Regions from separate parts of the Homo sapiens genome. Here region 2 is linked to region 1. Evidence: read pairs that join two places in POLR2A ChIA-PET (ENCODE). Cell type or tissue: CD4-positive, alpha-beta T cell. All regions are shown on one strand. Region 1 has its middle 290 kb from the start of LINC02782. Region 2 has its middle 140 kb from the start of LINC02782.

Region 1 (4,000 bases):
TATGGTGTGTGTGTGTGTGTGTGTGTGTGTGTGTGTATGGTATGTGTGTGTGGTGTGTGTGTGGTATGTGAGTGTGGTGTGGTGTTTGTGTAGTGTGTGGTGTGTATGTGGTGTGTGTGGTGTGTGGTGGGTGTATAGTGTGTGGTGTCTATGTGGTGTCTGTGTGGTGTGTGTGGGTGTGTGTGTGTAGTGTGTGGTGTGTGTATGTGTGGTGTGTGTGGTGTGTGTGTATGTGGTGTGTGTGTGTAGTGTGTGTATGTGGTGTGTGTGGTGTATGTGTGTCTGTGTGCATTTCTCTATGTCTGTGTATGTGTGTCTGTGTGTGTCTATGTCTGTGTGTGCCTGTATCTGTGTGTCTCTGTGTGTGTCTATGTCTGTGTGTATGTCTCTGTCTTGTCCCCATGTGTCTGTGTGTGCCTGTGTGTATCTGTGTGTCTCTATGTGTGTGTCTGTGTCTGTGTGTATGTCTCTGTGTCTTGTCTCAGTTGTGCCTGTGTGTGTGTCTGTGTGTGTCTCTGTGTCTTCTCTGTGTGTATCTCTGTGTCTGTGTGTCTGTCTCTATGTGTCTGTGTCTCTTGTGTCTGTCTCTATGTGTATCACTGCGTGTGTGTCTCTGTGTCTGTGTCTCTTTGTGTGTCTGTCTCTATGTCTGTGTGTGTGTCTGCCTGTGTGTCTGTCCCTGCATGTGTATGTGTATCTCTGTGTCTGTGTGTGTGTGTCTGTGTGTGTGTCTGTGTGTGTCTTTGTGTCTGTCTCTATGTCTGTGTGTGTGTCTCTATGTGTTTATCTTTGTGTATTTGTGTGTGTCTCTGTGTGTCTGTCTGTCTCTGTGTCTGTGTGTATGTCTCTGTTTCTTGTCTCTGTTTGTATCTCTGTGTGTGTCTCTGTGTCACTTTAACTTGATTATATCTGCAATTTCCAAATAAGTTGCCATGCACCGGTACTGGCAGTTAGGACTTCAATGCACCCATAACAGACTCAAATCCGAGTGCTAGGAGTTTGGAAATAAATTCTAACACATTCTGCTCTTGGAAACTCACAAAGCTCACAGGGCTCTGGGAAGTTCTAAGTCCTGCTCAATTTCGTTTTCTCCAGAGAACCCCCAAACATGTCGGTAGTTTGGTCCTTCTTCCCGTGACACCCCTGGATCCCCGGAAGAGCTCAAGGCACCCGATGTGCTGGTGCCCTTGACTCTATGGAAGGAGAGGAGCGAGGCTTCGGAGGCCAGGAGGGTTCTTGGAACAAGGAAAAGACAGGAACGTGGATATTTAGGCACAGACATGCGGAGGACTCCCCTCCCTTCCTCAGCCAGGAGCCTAAAACACTTGTTCTGCTCACTCTCTCTTTGCCAGAGAAGCTCTGAAGCCAACGGCTTTGGTCAACAACCCAGCCACGGCCACTTTGGGATTTTTGCTGATAAATCCAGCACTTCTAGGAAACCAGCAAACTCCTAAGGAAAATACAGAAGCCCAGAGCCAGCTTCCCCGGCCTGGCTAAATGGTTCTCCCAAAATGGAGTCTTTTCTGATGGCACTTCCTCACAAGTTGGGCAATCCGTCATTTCTTTGCTGTGATCTCACCTGTGAATGCTCCCTGGAGCCCATTTCTGCAGATCCACAGATCAACAGATGGACCAGCACCTCCAGTGCGGCACTGGCTCCTTGGAAGATTTACTGGAGCTCCAGGAGGAGAGCCATCAAGCCAAAGAATTACCCACTGAGTTAGTAAGATGGCTTCTTAAAGAGAGGTGTCTGTTTAATGCATCTTCCCCCAATGCATTCCATCCCGTCCTTGCAGAACGGATTAGTGTTTCTCGGCGATCCTACAGGCTCCCCAGGGACAGGCTTCAAGGGAATGGAGGAAGGATCGCTCCCTTCTCCTGGTCATCAGTCTGCACCTTCAGCTGAGGAGGCTGGCGTCATCCTGCAGGCATGGGGAGGACATGTAAGGAGGGGAAGTGATGATTAGAGGAGGTGGCTGCTCATTCCCTTGAATCATGCTGTAAGCCTTCTAAAGCAATTTTCTTAAGTTTGGTGTAAAATTTTGATGGAAAAATACCTGCTCCCTGGTATTTTTCTTCTCAACTCTCTCTCAAGAACTTTCTAGTTATTTCCAAAGCCAATGCCTTTCAGACATAGAGAAGATAGTCTCTCGGTAGAAGCTGTTTTTTTATTACCTGCTATTTCAGATATTTTTCCCTTCTCTCTTGCTTTGCCTCAAAGACAGGAAATGGGTTTTGTTGTTGGGTGGGGTTTTTGGTTTGGTTTTTTTAAACCCATCTTTTTACAATGTAGCTTTCATCTGTGACTCATATCTTGTGGCCAAAAAGGTGGCTAAAGGAATGAAGAGTACTTCTTTTCAAAGAAAAGGAAATTAAAATGAACTACAGACTGGAAGAGCGGTGTGTACGGTCTAGAATCCCCAGAGCGGCAGGGAGAGGACATGCTGGCATTGCCAACCAGCACACGCGTGAAGTCCTCGCTGTCCCCTGGCCCACAGGATGTGGGGGCTGCGAACAAAGTGTTTGTGAAAAGGGACCCTCCACCCTCTTCAGCATGCAGATGTGTTCACAAAGAGCTCCGTTCCTAACCGTCACCCACCAGGCACAGATCGTGTGTAACAGCTCCCGAACTTACTGTCAATTGAATAAAAGACCACTATTTTAGGAAATGTCAGTATTTCTCCAAAAAATAAATAAAAGCCCCTTGTTGTGAGCAGCTCTGATTTCAGGCAATCTGACTGGCAAACCGGTGCTTCGGGACACACAGAGCTAGTTCCTTTAATGGCCCAGTCACGCACACCCAGAATTCTGAGTTGGCTGAATGGGATCAGTCATCCCTGGACGCCATGTGGAAGTTGGGTCTGTGGAGCTCATGCTCGTTGGCTCACAAGTTCACTGCATGGATGCCTTGGTCAGGATGAACTTGGAGGCTTGGTGGCTCTGAACTGAGGAGGGACCCTGGGTTCCTCTCTGCTGCAATTCTAGTATGGATAATGGTGATGAGAACATGGCAAGCATGGGGAAATGGTGGCTGCTCACACCTGCCAGTGTAGGGACTGCCTTGGGCTCACTGTCCAGGGTTACAGATTCCCCCACTTCCACTGGGTCAAGCCAGTCCAGCCTGAAGACCCTACTGGAGCCCAACACTTTAACCTGAAGTTGGGACATGGTGACAACCCTGGTGGCCCCTCCTTGGGGTGGGATGAGACCTATTTCCTGCCCCGCCCCCCGCTGGGTTAGAGGATCCCCCACAGCCACAGCCCTGCCTCCGCACTGTGCTCTGGCTACGATGTCCCAGCGAATGTCCTGCTCAACTCCAGAAATCCCCAGGGAATGACGAAGGCTCCTGGACACAGAGGCTTTGTCTGGAGCTGTCACCCTTTGGGTGTGGTGGGGGTAGCCAGACATTACTAAGCATCTAGGAAAAGGCAATCATCTAAAATCAGAAAAGAACCCCTCTTTTCAGAAGTCAAAATTTTTGCAAGCCAGGACTGTATTTCCCAAAAGCACAATTCAACAAATGGTTTGATATCAACTCTTATGTATATCAGCAACTCCAGAAAATAGGTCTTGGACCCTCAGTTGCAGATCTCTGAGTGTGTGCTAATTTTGGTGGGGGTTGGTAACATGATAGATCCTGAAGTTGAAATTACTCCAGATCACTTGGGGTCCAGAGCCAGGGAGCTAGGTCTTTCACTCCCGTCTCTCAGTGAAGCATTTGCAGTGGGTTCCTCTGCTCATGTCTTAAATGTGCAAGAATCAGACATATGGGAATGACTCAGCTCAGCCCCGACCCCAAGCACCTGAGGCCCGGCAGCTGCCCTGGAGGAGTGATTCTGTGATTAGCAGAAGAAAGCTGATGTGCCGCTTCTGGCTGTGGGTGACTATGCTGGGCTCAGGCAATTGTAGACAGCTGGAAGAAAATATGTTTCCCTACCCTGGGCAGGAAAGACTCTGGAAGCCTCCTTGCAGGGACGCCGCAGCCGTGTGTTGGTTCTGA
Region 2 (4,000 bases), 150 kb before region 1:
TCTATCTACTGAGTCCAAGCAGCACTTTGACAAGATCCCTCAGTGATCTGCTTGATAATAAAGTTCGAGAAGCACCAGGGTACACAGTGACTGCTGGCTCATCACAGCCCCACACAGGCTCAAATCCGCTTGACATCTTTGAGCTGAGTGTTGCAACTTTTCTCCTGATTTAAGTGACATCCATCCCATTTCTTCACACTTGTCAGAAACCATGTCCCAATTCCTGCATCATCCATGTAATCCTGATGTGCATCCACAATGCCGGGAAGATAAGCGGCTGCCAACAATTTCCGCTGCTTTATCAGAGTCCCAGACATCTGCAACTCAGCTCCTGACATGCTGTTTGCAGCACAGTGGTGAAATCAGCAGGCCCCTCTCCACCCCAGCTCACCTTCCAGCGAAACAAAAAGGTGAGCACAGAGCAATGCTGGAGCCCAACTGGGAGAGGGGCCAGCAGTCCTGTGAATGGGCTTCCGAGAACTTCCTGTTCCCTGCTCACCCTCTTTCCACTTTCTCAGGTGACCAATGACAAATCCAGAGGCAATTCTCAAAGTGAAACTGTGTCTGGGCAGAGGCACTGAGACATTGATGATGAGACTTGGGGAGCAAGACAGAAGGGCTGGTGGGGCTGATTGAGCCCAGACTGCAACATGAGAGGGTCTCAACTCTGAAGCACCCTCTGCCACCACTGGGAAAGAAAAACCACCCCTTCTACTTGGAGGAGCCCAAGCTGAGGACAAGGACTTTACCCCATCGGGAGGATGCACCTATCAGCAAAAGCAGCTGAGAGTTCTAAAGGAAAGGTGGGGGGATATTTGAGAGGCATGCATGCTGTTTCATAAAAGACAGCTTGTACTAGACAAAGCAAAATCAATGGATTAGGCAGAAAACAAGCTTAAAATAAAATTTTTTATAAATGTCCTCAGATTGGTAGCGTGGATATTAAAAACATGAAGCAAGTCCAAGTATACATGAAAAGGAATCAGAGAAAAAGTAGTCTAAAATGATAGTATTTTAAATAGTGAACCCAGGAGATGGTTGGGATGTCAGAATACCAGAGAGACAAGGAGGAGGTTGAAGGTGGAATGAGAAGCTCACTCAGAAGGCACAAGGAAGGGTTAAAGAGAGAAGAATGAGCTGGAAACCTGGATGAGGCAGAACAACCTCTAGACATCCACGTAATAGGAGTCCCACAGGGACAGAGAAAGGTAAACAGAAAGAAGAATTGTTGAAAAATAAGAAAAGACCAAGAAGTTCACAGACTTAGAAAAAAAGTTGTTCTCAGCTGGAAAGGGCTCACAGAGGGCCCAGCTCGAAAGATTAAAATATAGAAAAAAAACCTAAACTTTACCTAGACACATTAGAATTAGACTTAAGATCATCAAAGGAAAGAGAAGATTCTAAAAACTTTCAAAGAGAAAAAGCAGATGCCATGCAAAGATAAAAGAATAAGATTAAAAATATAACTTATGTGTCTTAGTGTCGCTGTTGAGAAATACGATGGTCAAAAGTGGAAGGAAAGAATTTCAACCCCAGAATTGGACATTCAAGCAAGCTGTCATTTAAATGTAGGTAGAATACAAGCAAGGCTTCAGAACCTTTGCCATAGAGACCCTCAAGAGTTAGTACTCACCAATCAAAGCCTGGGACCCTCAGATCTTAGTGGATGAAGAGCAAACATTTAAAAGTAAAATAGAGAAAAAGAAAACTTTGTGTTTCTGGCAATAGAGCAGTCTAGAAATCCTTAAAAGCTCTTTCACTAAAAAAGACCTAGCAATGTTGAATAAATTACAACAAACATGACTAAATGAAAAGCTGAGCTCACAAGAATTAAAGGAAACTTGGGAGTCAGGAAAAGAAACAGCAGGTAAAATTAGAGTGGTAGGTGAGGGTGGAGTAATAGCTGCCCTTGGGACATTCACCAACACCGGGGATGCAGGCTTGTTGGTTTTAACAAATGCATGGGGCATTAAGCAAGACCTTGGCCTCTTAGAGACGAAAGTTTGAAGCTGAGCCCTTCTATATAAGGTTAGTCCCTCTCAGTTCTACCTTCTCAAAGACAGGGGTGGCTATGGGAAAAAAATCTACCTGTGGCAAGTTGGGGGCCAGAAGGAAAGCTGCATTATCAGCTTTGCCTGAGAATATGTGATCCCTGCCTGGCCCTCATGGCTCTGGACTTAGGGTTTGAATTTGTACTTGCTGCAGAGATGAGCAAGTATCATAGATGAGCTATATCATAGCAGAGTGACTGACAGCATGTTTGTGGCTGCCCTGTCATAAACAATGTGAGTGACTTTGGTCAAGGTGCATAACTGCCTTTTTCTGCATTCTTCATCTTTAAAAGGAGAATGCAACTTTTACTGTGTGTGACATGTATAAAGTGCTATGTAATTTTTTTGTTGAGGAGAACACTGGATGAGGTCCTGGGTTTTAGTGCTTCCAGGTACAAGGCAAAAGTAAACACAAATCCTCTCTAGAGGAATGCAACTCAACACAGATTCCTAAAGATTCCCACAAGATAGGATCAATCAAACCTAAGTTCACAATTGAAAATTGCAAAACACATGAAGGAACTGGCTACTGTGCATTAGAATCAGCAGAAACAACATTCACAATAATGAGCCACACAAAGGCCTCATGCATTTGAATTATCATGTATGAAATATAAATCATATGTGCTTAAAATAAAATAAATGATTTGAAGATGGAGAAAATGACTACGCAAAGTGATGATGACTGAAATTTTTACAGAGCAAATTTAAAAACTTAGTTCCCAGACTCAAAGAATACTGTGAATCTGAAGCAGCAGGAAATGAAATGAAATCCACAACTAAAGGCTTTATATCGAAAACAAAGAACATGAAAATCCTAAAATTGACTAGGGAGAAGGAAACTGATTATCAGAAAAACAAAATAGAAACAAAACAAAACAAAAAACGCTAATCATGTCAATTGTAGGTTTTATAACAGAAAAAAATGGAAGCCAGAAAAGAGTGGGATAATATTTTTAGATTGTTCTCACCCTAATATTGTCATTCACAAACACAGGGTGCTTTCATGTATATGTGAAATAAAGACATTTTCTGACAAATGATGAGGGCTATGACTGCATGTTTTTATACTCACGGAATGACCCAGGAGCGAGAGAAAATGTGGCAATTGTTGGATGGTGCCCTTGAGCGTGTGGGAGGGGGAAGGAGTTGGCACAGGTGCAGGGATTAGCTTTGGGGAGACAAGAACAGATGAATCTTAACGGGAGAGAAGACAGAGGCTCTGACGTAGTAAACGTGAGGGTGGGTACAGAACGGATTTCATTTCAAGGGTTTCCGGTTTCTCCATGAAGTTGGAAGGAGCTCATTATCAGGGAGGGAGCATTTTGGAGGAGGGCTTCGAGGTTTAAAGCCAGAGGAGAAGGTGTGTCAAGGTCTTTTGGGAAAGTCGGGGAGTGGACGGAAGGGATTCATAGTGGGAGGCCCTGGCCCCACCAAAGACCCTTTCAGGATGTTGGCTGCCCACATACAGAAAGACTAGCAATAGGGATCTGTGTTTTCCTCCCACTGTGCTCAGTTCCCCGGGGACAGATGTGGAGCAGCGGGAGAGTAGGGATTAGTCCAACGCGGACTCTGCAGGGCGAGTGAAAACAAGAGCACTGTGTGTTTTCAGACACTCACATATCCGCAGACAGACATAAAATCCATTAGAGCCGGTGCCTGCAGGCGTGCACATGGGACTGAGGGAGAGTGATAAGAGGAAAATACTAAACTGAGGTAAAATAAAACAAGAGAGGTAACTTGCAAGGGACAATAATGGCAGTGTGCTGGGAGCTGAAGCATGTAATTGCCCAGCTGTGTGCACCTGAGGTCCAAAATCAGGAGCAAGGAGAAAAAATAGCACCCATTTATTTGTCTTTTGAATAAATTGGAAAAGATAAAACCCCAACTATTTTTGTTCATGAGCCTTTCTTTGTCCATAGAAATATCAGCAAGAATAGCTGGAAAAC

What was found. ChIA-PET counts read pairs that join two places held together with the same protein. Peaks named below come from ENCODE experiments on the same cell type or tissue, not always from the same donor. Only the 100,000 strongest peaks of a DNase experiment are listed, where the experiment ranks them.
Region 2: POLR2A ChIA-PET joins it to region 1 with 5 read pairs; 2 of 35 experiments call an interaction of 5 or more read pairs at or near these places.

The regions. Positions count from the first base shown.
Region 1 is chr1:5,386,897-5,390,896 of GRCh38, forward strand. No RefSeq gene overlaps it. Among named protein-coding and RNA genes, the nearest start is that of LINC02782, 290 kb to the left of the region's middle. RefSeq lists an enhancer at 1,558-2,757. In CD4-positive, alpha-beta T cell, no CTCF peak of the experiment used is centred here; a DNase peak (open chromatin) is centred at 2,315; H3K4me3 peaks cover 726 bases; H3K27ac peaks cover 2,658 bases.
Region 2 is chr1:5,235,288-5,239,287 of GRCh38, forward strand. No RefSeq gene overlaps it. Among named protein-coding and RNA genes, the nearest start is that of LINC02782, 140 kb to the left of the region's middle. In CD4-positive, alpha-beta T cell, no CTCF peak of the experiment used is centred here; no DNase peak of the experiment used is centred here.